Regions from separate parts of the Homo sapiens genome. Here region 1 is linked to region 2. Evidence: chromatin contacts called from ENCODE Hi-C data. All regions are on one chromosome and are shown on one strand. The core of a region is the stretch at or near the end of the contact, and the rest is flanking DNA. Distances in the headings are between cores, read along the strand shown. Region 1 overlaps SLC24A3 (solute carrier family 24 member 3). Region 2 overlaps SLC24A3 (solute carrier family 24 member 3).

The links. A loop is a pair of places that touch in the nucleus more often than their neighbours do. Pooled maps may share reads with other maps.
Region 1: a pooled map shows a loop between it and region 2 (3-fold over the local background). The contact joins two enhancer-like sites. A Hi-C loop is called at or near these places in 2 of 37 single-sample maps with no recorded cell type and 4 of 50 pooled maps.

The regions. Positions count from the first base shown.
Region 1 is chr20:19,659,349-19,664,262 of GRCh38, reverse strand. All of the region lies in intron 7 of SLC24A3 (solute carrier family 24 member 3), which reads right to left. Among named protein-coding and RNA genes, the nearest start is that of RIN2, 96 kb to the left of the region's middle. Within about 2 kb of position 2,387, at least 4 of the 41 ENCODE cell types and tissues checked have a DNase peak (open chromatin) inside an H3K27ac peak, as active enhancers do.
Region 2 is chr20:19,346,742-19,351,692 of GRCh38, reverse strand. All of the region lies in intron 2 of SLC24A3 (solute carrier family 24 member 3), which reads right to left. Among named protein-coding and RNA genes, the nearest start is that of SLC24A3-AS1, 65 kb to the right of the region's middle. Within about 2 kb of position 3,537, at least 3 of the 41 ENCODE cell types and tissues checked have a DNase peak (open chromatin) inside an H3K27ac peak, as active enhancers do.

The DNA of each region.
Region 1 (4,914 bases), core at 1,138-3,637, 310 kb before region 2:
TGTATAACCCCCCCAACTTTCTTTTTTGAAAAAAGATTGTTGCCAAAAAATCATGGAGCAGATCAAATTATTTAAGATAGAAAACATTTTCTATTAATTGAAGTTAATTCAATATTAGTCCTTGCAGCAGGCTGGAACAATCAATTTGTAGCCACTTAAGAGAACAGAAGATATTGAGAAAGAGTTTATTAGACCAGGCCAATTTAATTTTCTTCTATCAGGGAAGGCAGGCAATAACATAGAATATGAAAGCAGCTTTTAGAAAGCCCTTATTCTGAGTGATCCTCCCCATAGGTGGGGCACAGATTCTGCAAAGGAAAAGCTTGGAGATCGCTCACCCTGGAAGAAAGTACTCTTCCTGTCTGCTAGCAGTCAGCCCTGAGATTCATAGGACTTTAGCTACTGATCATTTCAATGATCATAGCAAAGAAAAAATGAGATTGGGCTTAATTTTAGGAGGGACCCCAAACAGGAGCACAATAATCAGAGAAACAGTGGGCAAATCCGGGTGAGATTGGACAAAATATGCAATTAGGTCCAGAGCTTCATGACCCTGGAGTCAAGAGGATGGTTGTGGCTTGGGGAGCTGTGGTTGGGGATATGGTTCAGGGAGGCAGACAGGGAAAGAGAAATGCAGGTGATCTCACTACAAGTACTAACTAATGGAGGAGATCCGGAAACATGCAAATAACTGATATAGTTTCCCCTTTGATCTCTGCCTTGTGTGAAGATGCCCCATCACTCAGAATGCATAAGGGTAGATGAAGAGGAGGAGGATGAGAAGGCGGAGGAGGAGGAGGAGGAGGAAGTGGAGGAGGATGAGAAGGCGGAGGAGGAGGAGGAGGAGGAGGAGGTGGAGGAGGAGGCCTCCACAAAGTCAGGGCTTCTCTACCCTGTGGCTGATGGCAAATATCATTCGGGTTTATCCTTCTCCTTTGAGAGGACTGTGTGGAGGAATGAGAGGACTCAGAAAAGAACAATGAAATGAACAAAAGGGACTAGAAATCAGGACTCTGAGAAAATCTAAATTGGCTTGGCACAGTGGCTCATGCCTGCAATCCTAGCACCTTGGGAGATCAAGGTGGGAGAATCACTTGAGCCATGAGTTTGAGGCTGCAGTGAGCTATGATCTGGCCACTGCATTCCAGCCTTGGGGAGACAGCAAGACCCTGTCTCTAAAAAAACTCTAAACAGAAGCAGGGCTTCCTCATCATGAGAAAGAAGGTGGAGATGAGCTATCAACTGCCTGTGAACATTCAGTGCTGTTATTTGGAGAACAAGCAGCTGGTCATCGCCTCTTCCGAAGACTGGAAATTAGGACTGGCGCTGTTTGCAGAACGTTCCATCGGGAGGGTACCTTGCTGGACCATCTTGATGGAGCATTTGAATCGCTCCCTCAGAAAACTCTACAAACGGCAAGGATGAGGTTCCTTTCACTTGAGTTTGCTGAAGGTTAGGAAATGAATTTGTTATTCCTTAAAGATTTCATGTTATTCAATACATTTAAGACACGTGTTGCGTATCCCTCTGTAGTTTATGCTCTACTAGCTGAGAGTAAAAGAAATCAAAGCAACATCCCCCATCCCTTAGATAAGTATTACTAGTGTAGAAGAAAACTTGAAATCATTTCTTTCTAGACTAGAACAAGTTGCACCCGCAGTTCCTGCAAATGACCACTAAGTGGTGCTCACGTTCCAGTCCTCCCTCCATGTCCAGCCTGCCAAGGTAGTGAAGTTGAAATGAAGTCAGTTCAAGTCCATTTTCGCAGTTCTATTAAATCTCCTGGAAGGAAGGGAATCACCTCAAGGCAGGCAGCCTACTGAAGGCGGCTTTAGCCGCTGCTGTCTTGAGGCAAGGTGGTGTTCCAGGGGCAGGTCCTGCCTGGTGCTCTGTCCTGGGGTCAACACTCTGTCCTCAACGATGAGTTGCACTTGACGGACCTCCTGTTGTGGGCTTTGGAACTGACTCAGCTTCTTCCCCATCAGATTTGTGAAAGCAACCCTTGGGTAAGCGTTCTTCTCTCTGTGCCCTGTTGGTTCTGTTTGGGGGCCAGGCTCTGCGATAGCCCAGAGACCACCAAGGGTGATACTGATAGCTGGATCTCAGATCTGCTGAGCACCAGCTGGTCAGGGGGCCTCTGCCCTCTGACCCACATGTGGTTCATCCAAAGATACCCTTGGCTTCGCCCTGAGGTTTCCACGTGTTCTGCTGCTGAGCTAAATGTTCAACAGGAATGAATTTGAAAAAAGCACTCATTTCCTCCAGGCTTCAGAGAAACGGCTGGGTACCATGGAAACCGGCTTTTCATTCCTGGTGTCTGCTCCAGAATTCTTCCAAGCAAGACGGGCTTACATCAGGCCGGCGAATCCCTGGATATCAGAACAACCCAGAGAGCTGCCAAGGGAATGGAGTGCTCAACATGGAGGAGCAGGGGAGGAAGAGCCAGGAGCCCCTAGTATACGCGGGAGAGAAGAGGCTGGCTGAGCTGGGAGGCAGGTGGCTGTCTCAACATCGCCATGTCAGCCCCTGGGTTTGCTTACTGTAAATTGTCACCATGAAGCAGGAGAGGCTGCATTGCTGAAGCTAAGACTTCATAGCATGTATTGTAATCACTGGCACCATGAGAATTTTAAGCAGTGAAAATAATGGGAGAAAATCAACATCATCGTTTTCTTTCAAGAGACTGAAACCTGAAACTCTTTCCTTCCTTGCTGCAAAGAAAACAGCCCCCCGTAGACTTTTCCCACTCAATATCACGGGAACTCCCTTGAGTGGGTGTAGTTCTCACTTCTTCAGCTCTTGGGTGGGGGTGCAGACGGCTTAGCTAAGGCCATGGTGATTTCATCTGAGGAGAGGGATCCAGTGGAATACACTGGGAAGCTGGCTGTTAGGCACCAGTATCACTTATATTTCAAAGTTAAGCAGAAATTCCTACTTCAGGATGTCTTATAGGCTTGATTGATGAAGGTTGTGGTTGCAGAAGGGCAGGGAAAAAATGACCTACGGGCAGGGCTTTAGCCGAGCTGATCATGTTGTATAAATATATGAAGGCAGGCTACAGGAAAGAAAAAAGGGCAAGTACTGAGGATATAGGAGATGGGGGTTGTTAAACTGAAAGGACTATGTTTGCTGGGCAGGGAAAACCAAAATCAAGCACATAGCTACAGTTTCCACGTTGTTTTCCTTGTTAGAGATGAAAGGCTCCTCTCTGGGGTCTCCAGGCCAGCGGATGCACTTCCCTGTCCAAGCAGCAAATGAGAGTGTAACCGGCCTCCTAGTTTACCCAGTGTCATTAAAGCAGGACTTTCCTTCCTCCTGTTGACAGCAGGGATTACAAAACAGGCGACCTTTGTAAGACCATAGTCGATTTGTTTAAGGATCTTAAAATTCTGTCAAAGTCATTCTCGGTGAGGATCTTCTTGCTACCATAGTTATTCCGACTTTGCCAGAAAGAGAGCTGAAATGTAATGAGGGCAAAATGAGCTGAAAGACCTGAGGGCTGAAATGTAATGAGGGCACAACGAGCTGAAGGACCTCAAGTTTTCCAGTATGAGAATGTCTTAAAGAACTGAAAGTAGATCTACCCTTCAATCCAGCAATCCCACTACTGGGTATCTACCCCGAAGAAAAGAAATCATTCTATCAAAAAGACACCTGCGTGAGTATGTTTATCACAGCACAATTCACAGTTGCAAAGATATGAAACTAACCTGAGTATTCATCAGCTAACGAGTGGATAAGGAAAATATGGTTTATATACACCATGGAATACTACTGAGCCACGAAAAGAAACGAAACAATATCTTTTGCAGCAACTTGGATGGACCTGGAGGCCATTATTCTAAGTGAAGTAACCCAGGAATGGAAAATCAAATACCGTATGTTCTCACTTATAAGTGGGAGCTAAGCTATGTGTATGCAAAGGCATACAGCGTGGTGGCATGGACTTTGGAGACTTAGAAGGTGGGGGGGTGGGAGGAGGGGCAAGGGATACAAAAACTACATATTGGGTATAATGTACACTACTCCGGTGAAGGGAATGCTAAAATTTCAGACTTCACCACTATATAATTCATCCATGTAACCAAAAACCACACGTACCTCAAAAGCCATTGAAATAAAAAAATAAGAACCCCAAGTTTCTAAATTGGAGAGAGAAGAGGTTAATTCCCATGAAAAATGGGTGCAGGAGGGGAGGGTGATGGGTCAGAGGGGCAGGGCCTTGGAGGTCAGCCAGCTGCCGGTGATGGACAGACTTCCACATGACCTCTGAGATTTCTTCTCTATCACAGAAAGGGCAAGATACAATCATTTCCAGATTATTTCAGATTAGTTATTTTAATGAAAAAATTCTAGCAGGGGGTGGCTGGAGCTGTTCCCTTCTGCCTAAAAACTAGACCACAAAGTAAGTGAAGGTAACCCTCGTCTCTAACAGGGGGAGTGGGCGGTGGGGTAGGATGATTTTAAAGACTGTAAGAGGAGGATTTTATTGGAGGGAAAGTCCAAATTCTATATTGGGGCAGTAGAGCTGCACCATGTCAGACACCTGCTCTGGCAAACTCGAGGTATTACCGGTCCCTGACCTTGGGTGAATCATTTAACCACCAGAGCCCTGGTGATGCCATCTCTAACGTGGGACTCACAAAATAGCTTGCTTGCATAGTCACGAGTATTAAACTAAAAAGTAATTATCAGTAGACCCAACACAGTCCCCTGCTGAGGATCAAGTCCATGCTTGTTAAAAATTAAAATTAATAAGATAAGAAGTGTAGTTCCTTGGTCCCACTAGTTGCCTGTCAGTAGCCACGTGTGACTAGTGGCTACCACATTGGACAGCACAAGATTGTAGGCCATTTCTATCACCATGTAAATTCTGCTAGAAGTGCTGGGCACCTGTGGCAGGTGAATCAGCTG
Region 2 (4,951 bases), core at 2,288-4,787:
AAGAGAGCTGACAAAGCCAAACCTCCAGTCCAACTATCGATAAAAGATGCTGACAGATACCCCAGGAAAGGAGTCCTAGGGGAGGCTGGGAGAGGAAAACGTTACTAACCCTGTTGTTGGACACACAAGGGCCCATGGGAAGCTTAATCACTTAACTTAGGTTCCACAGCAAAAATTGGAAAAGCTCTCCAAGTTGACTCGCAGGCCAGGACATAAGGCCAAGAGGGAAGGAGAAGCTGGGGAGGGAGATGGTCACAAAGTCAGAGGGAAGAGCTCTTGTTTCATCACACATTCAGACCTAGAGAAAAGCAGCTAAGCCCACAGGCAGGCGATGATACTGTCTGCTGATGATGTGAAGGTGAAATAGAGAGGAAATAGCAACAACAAGCTTCAGCTTTGCAAAAGTATTTAGGAGTGGGAGATGATCCCCACGTTTGGGTGTATGAGGAAATCCAACAACCTGAAGGGAAAATGAGAACTTCAGACTGCAGCAGTGACAAGGCCAAGGTTCTGGGGAGGACTGAGATAAGGTGTTGACATAGGGAACTGTCTCCTCTCTATCACCCTCCCAAGAGACCCTATGGAGGCCAGCCCTGGGCCTGGACCATTGGCCACCATCAAAAAGACAGCCAAACATCAAAGCATCTAAGGACAGGTAATGTCAATAATGGAGGCTGGGCCATGGGGAAAGCCAGGGCATTAATATGTATAAAGTCTACAGGAGGAGAGAAAAGGTAAGCATCCTATCTGTCCATATTGAGAATTAAACTGCCACTGGGGCCTGGACAGAGGTGAGTGGAACATCCAGCTTGTGGTTCTACTCTTTCTTGGAGTTCTCCAAGATGGATGAGAAACAGCACGGTCTGTACCCAAGACAGACTCACAACCCATGGAACTCAAGAATTTGTCCAAGAACCTCCCTTCTTCTGAAGTAATCATTCAGTCTCCTTCTCCTAACAAAGGACAAATGAAAGGAAAAGAATATCAAGTATCTGCCTACATTGGTCTACCTAATCTAATCATTTCCATTAGATCATAACAGTTTCCTCTCCTATGCTGATACCCATCAATTACCATGGTGCCCTGGAGCTCAAGATTGAGAATGATGCTACAATTGACTATTGATGTCTGGCAGGCGTAGTGGCAAAGAGACAGCAACACATATCTTTTTGTTTAGAATCTTCCAATAGATTCAAAAGCTAAACTGGTAAATGATACCATGTGTATGTGCATTTCAAAAAGAAAATACCTTAATGTTTCCTAAATGCAATAGCACAAAAAGTCATCATAAAAAGAGAGGCAGAAAGAAAAGGAAGGAGAAGAATGAAAAGAAAGAATAGGAGAGTCAGAATTAAGAAAAGTAGGAGCAAACTCAGACAGAAATAAATTTGTAAAAGTAATTTTTCAAGGTAACTTTGATCTCATCTACCAAATTCTATTTTAATAAAGTGCTCTTTTTACCAACTACAGAACAAAATGAAATATCACATAAAAAAGTTATTTCCCATTATTCATATATAAACTCCCTAGCTATGAATTCAGTCCTTATAAATAGCAGAGTGGGTAACTCTCAGTAATCCCTGGCTTAAGGTAGAGCTACTGCAGCCAAGAGCTTCTCTGCACTGTCTTCTCCAGGACTCCTGGAGGCCTCCAACGGTGCCCGTGCTCTCGAGGTTTGCGTCTCACCCTGCTGGGTCCCTGGTTGGACACGCCATTTACAAGGATTAGTCTTGTGACATGAGTGAAACAATAATTTCATCTGAAGCTTAGAAACATATGCCACACAGTGGTAACCTGTGTAGGCAAAACACCAACCAGAGCAAATCAAAGGATGATAAAAACCAAAGCAGCCAGAGAGTTGGAAAGGAAGATTACTTGGGAGTCATTCAATCTGAATTTGGGTTCCTCAGAAGTAGAGCTTAAGACAAAGATACATGTGAGGAGAAAGGGATAGGGAATAAAGGAGCCAACAAAGGAGTCAACAAAGTAATTTATCAAGCCAGTTACTGCTGTGGGCAACTGAAGCTCCATCCTGCTGGGGGCCTCCAGAAAACCACACAGAGCATGCACCTCAGAGCCATCCCATCGAATAGGCAAGGGAACTGGGATATTTACACACTGACTCATCAGTTCTTGGTCAAGGACTTTTCTCAGGGGTCTTCATTCTCCTGGAACTTCTGGTCTGCTTTGAGGGGCAGGTGGTGTGGTCCTCTTAGGGATTGGAGAAGTCTCCCAGAACCCTCAGGCAAAGAGATTCAGGTTCAGGCAATGGGAGGCTCTGATAATACATACTAAGTAGTAACGCCTAAGAGATACGAACTAGGCATGGACAGTGTCTAATACACAACCCAATCCTCCTAGTCTGCAGAAGGGGACACTCAGCTAGTGTGGCTGAATGTTAGTCTAGAGGCACAGAGACAGGAGACTGATGCAAGGAGAGAGGATTGCTTGAGGGAGCGATTCTGTAGTCTCCCAATGTGGAGTCAATGCAAGTATGCTGGCTTGTTCCTATGGAAGTTTAGGAAAGAACTTCTTAGAGAAGAAATTTAGAAATTGTATCTTGGAAAAAGCATCTTACAATTTACCAAGTATGTATTGCTTGGTAATTATGTATTGCTGGGCTAGCCTACACAGAAGAAGGCCTAGAGCACCTGTTCCTAAAGGAACAAGCACTCCAGGAAGAAGCAAGGCTGGGGGATGCAGACAGACAAATTGCATATGAAGCAGGATATGCTGGGTGTCACGTGGAAGGGAAACCTGAAGTATTCAGGTGTTTACCTGAGGGAGAAATTGTCTCTGGTGATATATAAGAAGCAGATACACAATGGAGAAGAGTTTGACCAGGGCAGATGGAGAGTGGATTGTGAAACAGACCTAGCACAGACTGACAAAGCTTACTCAATAAACAGCAAGCAGTCTGTGTGTGCACTCCATGCACTCCTCGGCATATCCTGGAGGATGGAGACTGTAAGGTGACACAGGCGGTCAGGGCCCTGATGAGGCCTTAAGCACCAAGCAGAGGAGTAGCTCTGCCATTTGAGAGGCCAGAGATACAACATGATGTTAGACCTGCTAAAACACAACTCTATTGATCTATCAGGATGTTATTAGGCATTGGGGGCTGGAACTGGGGTGGCAGCAGCACAAATACCAAGGAGGAATGCAAGCAAGAGATAAACAGGGTGGCTAGGGGGAGAGGCCGAATATGCTTTAGATGCTCTGACCAACAGAACTTTCTGTGATGATGGAAATGCCCTATACGTGGACTGTCTGATTCAGCAACAGTTCACTGCCTGTTAACAACCGACAATGGACCTCCAGCTATGACTGTGTTTGCCACATGTGGGAGAATCTATCGGAGGTGCTAAAATGAGAGTACAGAACCTTCCAATCATCTGAGAATTCTCAGTTCTCCTTGAAGAAAGCAAATCATCCTCCTGGGGCCTATCTGAAGTGTGAAACGCCTTTTGCCAGCCCATAAAGAATTGTTCAGAGTGCCACAGTGTGAAACCGAAACCCCACATCAGGGAGCCCTTGGCTTCTAGCAGAACCCGAACAGACATCCTCGGGGAGCAAGGTCAATTGCCACCTTGTTGTGACCTGCTTGGGGAACTGCCTGTCATCGGCTGGCAGCCCAGCCACAGATCACTAGCCAAAAATGGCACAACTGTTGACCGAATCAGAGAGAAACATTCAGGTCAGCACCAGGAAAGGTTTCGAAGCAGGGCGAGGCACAGAGCTCCACATGCCGGGTGTTGTTTAATTGCTTTGACAGACTTCCTCTCTCTTCACCTTCACAACAACCCCATCAAGTAGGTCTCCCTATCCTCACTTTGCAGATGTGAAGTCCGAAGCTTAGTTGTAACTAATTTGAAGTCCCAGTACTTCTCAGAAACGGGCTGGAGGGGACTCAAACACAGAGTGACCAGCCCCTGAACTGTGGCCTTCCACTACACCATGCACAACCTCAAACACAGTATTTTCCATTTCTATAATGTCGCCCTTTTGTCTTTCAAACAGAACTCATTTTTTAACAAGCAAACCATGAATTCTGTTCCAATTTATTTTGTAAGTTAATAATCACAAATACTAATTTTTAAAACTCCAATTTACATAATTTTTTTCTTGTCATTTGTCAATAGACCTTAAAATAAGGTCTTAACAAATTTAGAGTGGTTTTGGGAAAAGCTGAACAGAATGTACAGAGTTCCCAAATGCTCCCCCGATAACCAGTTTCCCCTATTACTAACATCTTGCATTGGTGAGGTACATTTGTAACAACTGATTAACCAATATTGATACATTATTATTAACTGAGGTGCATGGCTAACATTAGGGTCAGCCTTTGATGTTCTACATTTTATGAGTTTTGAAAATATGTAATGTCATGTATCCATCATTACAGTATCATAAGAGAATAGTTTTGCCACCTTAAAAACCCTCTACACTCCACCTAGTTATCCCTCCTTCCTCCCTACCCCTGGAGCCCCAAGCAACTACTTATCTTTCTACTGTCTGTACAGTTTTATCTTTTCCAAAATGTCACATAGTTGGAATCATACAATATATAACCCTTTCAAATTGGCTTCTTTTGCTGAGCAATATGCATTAAAAGTTCCTAAATGTCTTTTTGTGGCTTGATGGCTCATTTCTTCATATCACTGAATAACATTCCATTGTATGTCTGTACCATAGTTTATTTATGTATCTGTTGAAGCACATCTTGGTTGCTTCCAAATTTGGGGCTGTCTATCCTGTTCTATTAGCCTATTTGTTTATTCTTTTACTGTTTGTGTGTTTAAACAGTGATCTTTATATAATTACTCTTCTTTTCTTTTTTTATTACTTTTTATTTCAATAGGTTTTGGGGATCAGGTGGTGTTTGGTTACATGAATAATTTCTTCAGTGGTGATTTCTGAGATTTCTGTGCACCCATCACCCGAGCAGTGT